2 separate regions of the Homo sapiens genome follow, and region 1 is linked to region 2. A link is a contact called in ENCODE Hi-C or POLR2A ChIA-PET data. All regions are on one chromosome and are shown on one strand. Each heading gives the region's core, a stretch centred on a gene start or an enhancer-like site at or near the end of the contact. The rest is flanking DNA. Distances are from core to core; before and after follow the strand shown. Region 1 holds the start of CTIF (cap binding complex dependent translation initiation factor). Region 2 holds the start of ZBTB7C (zinc finger and BTB domain containing 7C).

What was found. Hi-C counts contacts between places; a loop is a spot of excess contacts on that map. ChIA-PET counts read pairs that join two places held with the same protein, here RNA polymerase II (POLR2A). Pooled maps may share reads with other maps.
Region 1: a loop to region 2 is called in a map of ascending aorta, with 3 times the contacts of the local background. The contact joins the promoter of CTIF here to the promoter of ZBTB7C in region 2. A Hi-C loop is called at or near these places in 2 of 168 maps with a recorded cell type or tissue (ascending aorta and naive thymus-derived CD4-positive, alpha-beta T cell), 3 of 37 single-sample maps with no recorded cell type and 23 of 50 pooled maps. POLR2A ChIA-PET finds 5 or more read pairs at or near these places in 1 of 52 experiments (endothelial cell of umbilical vein).

Annotation. Positions count from the first base shown.
Region 1 is chr18:48,537,781-48,542,183 of GRCh38, forward strand. CTIF (cap binding complex dependent translation initiation factor) reads left to right here and starts at 1,251. Exons shown (of 12, transcript NM_014772.3): 1 at 1,251-1,532. RefSeq lists silencers at 1,357-1,436, 1,937-2,296, 2,727-2,816, 3,137-3,616.
Region 2 is chr18:48,406,816-48,411,449 of GRCh38, forward strand. ZBTB7C (zinc finger and BTB domain containing 7C) reads right to left here and starts at 2,568. Exons shown (of 5, transcript NM_001318841.2): 1 at 2,411-2,568. RefSeq lists enhancers at 849-1,468, 1,469-2,086 and a silencer at 3,357-3,736.

The DNA.
Region 1 (4,403 bases), core at 1-2,500, 130 kb after region 2:
AAAAAAAAAAAATTGGCCAGGTGTGGTGGCGGGCGCCTGAAGTCCCAGCTACTTGGGAGGCTGAGGCAGGAGAATGGCATGAACCAGGGAGGCAGAGCTTGCAGTGAGCCAAGATCACGCCACTGCACTCCAGCCAGGGCAACAAAGAGAGACTCAGTCTCCAAAAAAAAAAAAAAAGAAAAAAAAACTTAGAAATTCTTTGCTCAAGTATCACTTCCTCCAGGAAGTCTTCCTGACCCTCTCCCAGACCCCACCCACCCTCCATCCAGTTGGCTGCTCCAGGTTGTGTGGTGGGGGGAATTTCACAGCACTTTGTGTTAAGCGCTGACTTATCCCTTGTATAATACTTTCATTGACTGTAGTCCCTAATACTGGACTGAGCTCCTTGAGCGCAGAGACTGTGAGTCTTACCTGTTTTGGCATTCCTAGACACACCTGGTCTGTGGAAAGTGCTCACTAAATGTGAATATAAACTAATGAATAAATGGGTTTCTACAGCAGTTTATACTGCATCACACAGTTCCTCTAATGAATTTCTAGCCCCCTTCCCTGTTGGGGCATACAGTATTTTATTCAGTATTTCTCCTGAAGGCCTCTCTGTGCCAAGCTCAGTTTTAACCAAAACATTGGTGATCTGGTTAAGTCATTACTGAATTATCCACTACGTTGAATTCTCCCAACCACCCCGTCCCAGCCCTTAGCTTGGCCGAAGGAAAATTAATTGGTTGCAAAGTGCGTATCTAATTACAACAGCCAGCCCCCGACACAGAGATGCTCAAATGTTAATTATAACATATGCATCTCAATAACCGACGGTGGCATTTAGTGCAGCATTAATCACGCCACTTGGGCCCCCCAGTGCATACACAAAGCTCCTTTTCATCTGCCATTAGCACAGACTTTGCACTTTCGGCACGGACGTTCTCATCCTTAAAGCCTTTCGGACTCTAAAACCAACGTTTCCCTGTAAGCCTGGACTGCGCCTAAGCCCCCAGTTCTCCCACCGCAGAGGCCCCCACCCAGGGCTGCGCCAGCGCCGTGGGGTCGCTGGGCGGCGGGTTTTGGCGTCGCTAGACTGGGCTGTCTTGGCAGCTAAGGCGACATCCCGAGCGTCCTGGGGCCACCCTGCTCTCCAGGGCCCGCCATCCTGGAAAAGAAAGGCGAACTACATTACCCAGCAGGCCTCCAGCCGCCCTCTTTCCTTTCAAGTCTTTGCACGTGGCCGGAGGGGAGGGCGGGGCCTGAACGTCACTCTCCTACATTCTCTTTCCCTGTGTCAGATCAGGGATCATTTTTTTTCCTTCCTCTACTCCCTCCCCCCTACCCGCCCCTCCCTCCCTGTTTCCCTTCCCTCCCTCCCTCCCCTCTCTGCTGGGTCTGTGCGCTGGGGCGCCCGATCCCCTCCGCAGCTGGGACGCTCCGAACTCGAGGCAGGAGTCGGCTCTCCGGAGCCTCGTCCCTCCCTTCCCCTTCCCTGCCCCCTTCCCCCACCCCCGACTCGGGCTTGGCGCGGCGGCCAGAGGAACCCCGAGGTGAGCATCTCCTCGCCCGTCCTCCTCTTATAGTCATCTCAGCTTGCTGATCGATTCGGGGACCCGGGAGGAGGGCTGCGTGACGTGGGCGTGCTTATAGATAAATCCGGGAAAACCGCCCCAAACAATCAGCCCCCTTCCCCCCATCCCTGCTCCTGGGCCAGCGGGGTGTCCGCACCCATCTACCATCCCCTCCTCCCCCTCGGTGGGGAACTGCACTCCACAGTGTCGCCCCCTCCCTGGGTTTGTCCCATTCCCTGCCGGGTTCCCCGCCCCGCGGGGTGTCGTGGCCCTGGAGCTCCGGCGCCAAGGGGGGCTCTTGGGGGACGCACGGCTGGAGCCCGGCTCGCTTTGGAGCTGCGCGGTGTAGCCGCTGTCATGTGCCGGGTTCCGACCTGGGAGGAGGAAAAGAGCGAGCGCGATTCCTCTCCCTTTTGTTTTGAAGCCCGCATTTGCTGCATCGAGCAGTTGGTTTAGTATCAGCCAAACTTGCAGCTGTTCAGACCGCGCTCCGCCGAGGTAGGGAGCCCGTCTCGGGGTGGCGTTTGGGGGCCGGGGGCTGCGGCACTCGGGGCTGCGGGAGGGACCCCGAGAGTGTGTCGCCACGCCGCCCCTCCCTTCCCCGGTGACTGATTGTGTCTGTGGCAGCGGGCGTGTGTGAGTGTGCGCGCCCGTCCCCGCGGGCTCGGGGATGTCTGTGGATGGCTGTCGTCTAGACAGGGCGCAGCCCCCTCCCTGCGTCCCCGGTGAGCCCGCGGGCCGCGGGGGGAGCGGGGGATGGGAGCAGAGGAAGAAACCAAATCGGTGGACCCGTTGCGGTCTCCCCTTTGGTTATTCCCAACGGTTGTGGTTCTGTTGGCTTTTTTTATTATTCCTGTCGCTGCGGTGCAATCGGGCCTGGGGAATAGATACGCCCGGCGGAGAGGGGTTCACTTGACAGGCTCTGAAAAGCCACCTCTGGGTGGCGAGTGACCCGAGAGGCCGTGGGGTGGGCTCCGGCTCGGGTTCATCAGGACGACGAGCAGGTAACTGTCCCGGGCGCCGGTCATGGGGGAGGGCGGGCGGGGGGGCGATGGCTTGGGCTGCGGCGAAGGTCTGGGGCCTCGGAGGGCCGCGTGCCGGTGCCTGGATGTGGCCGGAGGGGGCGTCCGGGACACCGCGCGCCTGAGCCGAGTGTTTCTCTATTGATGGTAAAAGACAATCGGGAGGGGGGTGGTCCGAGCCCGTTATCTGGGCGGCGTTGGCTCTGTTTGGTTCCGCGGAGTTTTCAGGGTTGGGGCTGGGGGGTGTGAGCACCGCGGGGTGTGCGGCGTGTAGAGGGGAGGGCTGACTGGCGGCGCCGCGTGCGTCTCCACCCCGAGGAGTGAGGCGTCGCCTCCCCCGCCCGGCTGTTTGTGTGTACACACGGCTCCGGTGTGTGTGGGGGGCGGGGACCGCAGACCGCGGCGTAGTGGGGACAAGCGTGGGCCCCGATCCTCCGCGCGACCTGTCCCGCCAGCCCCCTCCTTGTCTAAGTCGGGGTCGTGTGTCCCCGCGCGCGCGCGCCCGAGTTACTTGGAGAGGGGACCGTGCGGCTGTGGGCCGGGGAAGACCGTAGGGTCGCGTGTGCTGGTCTTCGGTGCAGGAGTCCCAGGTCCGCTGTGCGGCCGGAGTCACACAGCCCCTCCCTCCGCGTCCGCGACGCCCCGTGACCCGGCAGACTGGGGGTCCACCCGGCGGCGCGGGGGGTTGGTTTGGCTGCGCCGCCCCCAGTCCACGCTGGGGTGACCCCGCACCGAGGCGTTCTATGGGTGTGCGTGCCCGCGCTCGCCGCCGCTGCCTTCGCAGACCGGGGAGAGAGTCAGCGACTGCCAACCGCAGCCCCGGCTCTTCAGTCTGGGGACAGTGGGAGCCCAAGCCCAGCGCGCCCCAGCCCGGCCCAGGCCGCCGCCCGCCCGGCGCTGTGTCTCTGCGGCCCGAGGATTATCCCCCAGTCCAGGGGCCCGCGCGACCAAGGAGGAAGCCGCTGGAGCCGCCGGCTCGGCCGCGGCTAGAGCCTCCGTAGGGCGAAAGTGACACAGCGCGAGAGAGCGCCGCCGCTGCTGGAGCCAGGGCCGAGAGGAAGGAGCCGCCCAGAGCGCAGGGAGGGGCCGCCGGCTGTCCGTTCCCAGTTCCTCCTGCCCAGGGCCCGATCTGGGCTGAAAACCTCAGGAATCCAGGCTCCTAGCAGGCTCGGGCTGCGCGAGGAGATGGCCTGGCTTTCAAGAAAACCCAATTATACGTGAACAGAATGCACCGAACAGACGCTAGAGGATGGCCAGGACACGCTCAGGTTGTCTGGGGAAACTCCTGAGTGTTTGACACAGGATTCGATTTACACACAGATCACCTCATCTGTGTCAAGTATCTGTCCTGGATAATGGATGCTCAGAGGCAGCAATTTTGTAACACATTCTAGGGCACAGTGTCATCAGTGATTAACAGCTTGCTAGAATAATAATATGTTTGTATGACCTTACAGGGCAGGTTTTCTTCCCCCAGAACCTCCCCCCTCCCCCGCCAGATATCATAGCATTTATTAAGAGGGTCCTGTGAGGTAGGAGAGTATTAGCCCCATTTTACGGATGAACACACTGAGGCTCAAAAATGTGGCTTGCATAAGGCCTCTGGGTGGGGGAAGGGCCACATTCCCCCTTTTCTCAGCTTATGGCATTTAATTAATAGTGGCCACTTTTTTTCTGAGTATGGATTCTTGACACCTCAGGAAATACTGAAGCTAAAAAATAGAGTATATTATGCTGACACATATTCTTTCTCAAAACACTCTTGATTTGTTAACCATTCCTAATGAGAGCAGCCACTAAAGAACGGAAGTCTGCATTGCTGTTATTA
Region 2 (4,634 bases), core at 1,318-3,817:
TTCTGCTGGACTGTATATGACATTATAGACTGAAATCTAGCATCGCCCTAGAGTATTATGGTTTTGGAGGAAAAAGTTCACATAACAATCACTCTGGTTATCATTCAATTCCTTCCTGCTCATACACACTGGTACAAAATAAGTGGCTAAAATCAAAGTGGCCAACTCGTAGTTCTTTTTTAATTTAGACACTTTGTTTGCTCAATAAAATACAGAGTAAAAAACATTTACTGAAAACCCACTCATTGATGTTTAATGGCTGTGTCAAATACTCATAACAACATTTATTCCAACACCCCCAGATAATTGCTCATCTTTCTCATTTGGTATCCACAACAGCACAGCATTTGTGTCCAAGTGTAATTGATCCAAAATTGGGCTCCCTTTCAAAAATATCTGTAAAATCTAATTACCAGGAAAACAGAGTTCTGGCATCCTATGGAAAGTGGGTGCTTCAGTGAAAAAAAGCTGCAAATTCTTCTTGGCTAATCAAGCTGCATTGTGTTACAAAAGGAGTTTGAGGAATTTGGGATAATGAGGGAGCAGGAAAAGTTGGGATAGTGTCAGACTGGACTTTGCAGTGACAGTCCTGGTTTTTTTAAGCCAAGGGCACGGGACGGGAAATATACCACATTCGCTGGCAAGCATGGATTTAGAAAGTACCAGATAAAGAGGCCATGATGGGCTTGGGGTGTGGGGGTGGCATTTCTGATCTCAAGCCCTACCAGGCCTTGCCCAGGGAAGTCTCTCCACCCTTGCCTGGAAGGCTGATGTCATTTCTAGTCTCACTGGGCCTCTAGCCACTGTAGCAGGTCACTTTCCTTCCTTGGGCCTGAGTTTGCTCATCTGTAAAATGAGTGCTCCTAATATCTCTAGGGTCTCTTTCAACTTCAAAATCCTATGACCTTCTATAAAGCAAAGGGCATGCTTTTTGCTCATGTACTTGTGGGGGCAGGGAGCGGGAGCCACCGGACCAAGGAGAATGAAGGACTGAGAGTTTCCACCTCTCACGCAGTTTTGTACCTAGTTTCAACACCCGGGTATCTGGCCCGCTCTGGGAATAATGATTTCTTTCAGCCCAGGACGACCTACCGAGGTGTTTCTACCTCGCTGCCCTGGATTCCTCAACCCCGCCAATGAAGAACAGGGCCAAGCCACCGGACTTCTCGGAGCCTCTCTCCCAGGTCTGGGCACAGTATATCTTCTTTTAAGGGGTCTTCCCTTCCCACTCCCACTCCTCTTTCTGTCCTAGAAGCACCAGAAACTCCGGCTCTAGCCTTGCGCATGGTCCAGCGAGACTTCCCATACAGGCAGCGCACGCCACCCACCCCCAGCTCCCCTCGGCCTTGCGCCCGCGCCGCGGAAGGTTGGGTACCAGCCTCCACAGCTTTGCAGATTGCAAAGATAACGGGAGCTGCCGCTTCGCTTTTCTTTGGCTCCTCCTGGCCTTCATCCTAGTAAAACCAGACAAGCAACCGGAAAAACAAAGCAGCACAGCGGCCAGAGACAATTCGCTTTCAACGGAGCAAGAGACGTACACACCTTGAGAGAAGACGCACGCAGTTCCCGTGCGTGTCGCTGGGAACAGACCTCGCACTACCCCGCGCGGCGACAGGCACCGGGCCAGGCTCGGCTTCACTTGTCCGAGGCTTGGAGGAACTGTGTGCGTGCGCCCATTTCCCCCAGCTTCCCGACTTGACAGCAGCAAGGATCTTTGAGTCCTGCATGAGCGACACCTCGGGCAAGGACTGTACTCTGCTCAGATCTCATCGAGAGGTGCTGGATCCCAGCCTTTCCAGCTCATTTTCCAATTTTCAAGAAAAGACAGCGCGAAGTGAGACTGCAAAAGTCCCAGGAAAACGTCACTCACCAAAACGCTCCCGCGCCTTCCAGGCAGAAGTGCGGTAAAACTTTTGGCAGAAACCACCTGTGGCTGCCGACGGGCCCGCCCCGCTCGGGCCCGCAGGCGCCGCCGAGCCCCGGGCCGCACGCGCCCGCAGAAGTTCCTTTCCAGCCCCGCGCGCCACTTCGCTCCGGGCCGCGGTGCCAGCCAGGAGGCGCGGCGCCCGCTCGCTGGCTCGCTCTCCGCTGGCTCTCCCCTCCCTCCTTCCCTCCCTCCCTCCTCCCGCCTCCTCCGTTGCATGGCTGCCGCACGGAGCCCCTGAATAGCCACCGCAGCCCCCCGCCTCCTGCCCACCGCGCGGAGGGCGCCCCTGCTCCAGCCGGCGCCCCAAGGCGCGCGGACCGCCGGCCTCCTAGCAACGGCCCCCGCAATCGCTTTCCGGCGCAGCCCAAGCAAAGCCACCCGCCCGCCGCCCCGCGACCTCCCGAACTGCCTCGGCTGCCGAGGTGCTGTGGAGATCGCGACCCCGGCAGCCGGCGCCCGAGCCCGGCGCGCGAAGCCGCTCACCTCCGCGCGCCGCCGGCCCTGCGCGCCTCCCGCACTTGGCTCCGGGACGCAGTCCTGGCGTCCTCCTTCGCCGCCGGTGTCCGCCGGTCCCTGCGCGCCCGAGCCTCGCCGGCCGCGCCGCTGTCAGAGTCTCGTGGCGGGGCTGCGCCGGCGGGTATGGAGCTGAGCGGCGGCAGCGGGCGAGCGGGCAGCTCCTCCCTCCCCGCGCCGCGCCTCCGCCCTCCCCGCGCCCCGCCTCCCGCGCCGCGGCTGTCAGCCCCGCGCCCCGCGCCCCGCGCCCGCGCCGCCGGCTCGGGGGGCGCACAGGGCTAAAGGGCCCGGATGTGTGCGGTCGCCTGTCGCTCGCGCCCGCCCCCTCCCCGCCGCGCGGCACATGCACTTGCTGCGCCGCAGCCCCCGCCCGGCTCCGCTAATTTCTATTTTGACAGTAACTGTGGCGAGTGGGCGGCGCGGCGGGGGGCGCCCGGGACTGGCGGAGGCTGCGGGCGGGAGTCAGGACCCGACGCGGAGGCGGAGTGGGGGGGCCGGGCACCGCCACCAACCGCTCGGGGCTCCGCGTCTTTTCTCTTTCTTTCCTTTTTTCTCTCTGCCTCCTCCAGGATTTAAAGGGACAGCCCCGGCAGAGGCGAGGGGGCCAGGCGGCCGCCGTTTCTCCGGTCTCCTGACGCCCTCTGCGGCCCGGCCGGACCCGCCCGCACCCCCAGCGCAGGCTTGGGACCGCCGGGTATTTTTAGGTCCACACCCGACCCGGGGCAGCGGTGCGGCAGAGATGGGCTCTGCCGACCCGGGGCAGCGGTGCGGCAGAGATGGGCTCTGCCGCCCCGGCGCACGGCTATTTTTACAGAGTCCGATGGGGGAGGAAATAAAACAACTCGGCAACTGCTTTTCTACCCGAAAGTCGGGAGCAAGGAGTGGGGGCGAGAAGTTAAGTTTCCCAAATGCTCTCGGCACTCCAGCGAGCGCACCAAGACGCCTAGCCAGCACCTGAAACCGCAAGCTTGCCGCACCCCGGGGCGCCGAATCTCAGCGGGCAATCGCGCTCGGCGGCGCTGCGGCCCGGAGTCCCCACCCCTCTGGAGCCTTGGGCCCCGCACTCCGCACCCCACACGCCGGGGAGCAGCCGCTGGCCGCCCGTCACTCCCCGGGTCGGCCTGGAAGGCGGCCTTCCGAAGCGTCCAATCACCGCGCAACAATGCCAACGGGCGGGCCCGGGGAGGGCTTGTCCCCGCCCCGTCCCGCCGGGCCCCGCCCCCTCGGAGTCTGTCGGGGCAGGAGAATCTCGCTGGGACGCCGAGTGCTCAGCGGTGCTGGAAGCCACGAAGGGCCAGTGCGAGGGGAGGAGGAAGGGTCCTGGCCCTGGAGAGGGCGTGAGCGTTCTCGGGCGAGGCGACACTTGGGCAGATGTTCCCTCCAGCTACGGGCCGGGGAAACTCGAGCTGGCTTTGCCTCCTACCTTTTTGCAGTCCACCCCTCTGCGCTCCAGACAGACATAGGAACCCTCGCCCTCCTTGGTAGTACATCGGAGGCAGCACCCTCGCACGTCAGCGGGTCCTCTCCGGGGCTCCTCCCTCAGAAGCGGGAAAGTTTGTCGTCCTCAAACTCCTACCCGGCTGCGCTTATCTGAGGCGCACCTGGCGCCCAGGAGAGGCGAGATGGCGAATCCCGGCCGCCTAGTGCCCATTCTGGCTACGGATTAATAAAAGGGCAGTGGGGCTGCTGCTGTGTCCTTTAATGCTGAAGACACTGGATGACATTTTTTACAGAATTCACAAAAATAAGTTTGTGAACCTTTGGTGCCTCTTCCTAATATCACTTATTGGGATTTTTTTTTAAACCATTTCATTCATTCGTGTAATAAACGCACATTGCAAGATAGTACGTTGGGAGTAGTGAAAACAAGGGAAAACGGGCTCTGGAATAGGATGTAAGAGTGGAAAACTAGATATGAATAGAGGGATCTGAAACGTAGGGTTTGGGTACAATTATGTCACGTTTAATTTGCCAAAGAGATCTGGTTTTTCCTACTAAGTAAATTTCACCAAATGAACAGTTTGGACAGCCATCTTATCCAAACTATTCAAATGCACATGTAAATCTAGGATAGTCTATCGTGGAACCTAAGGTATGTTCAGGCTCAGGATGTCAGATTTCCAAGTTGCTAAAGCTTCCAGAATGGCAAAATAATATATCTCGCTTTCAGCAGCTGTGGCAGCCACTGCCCTCT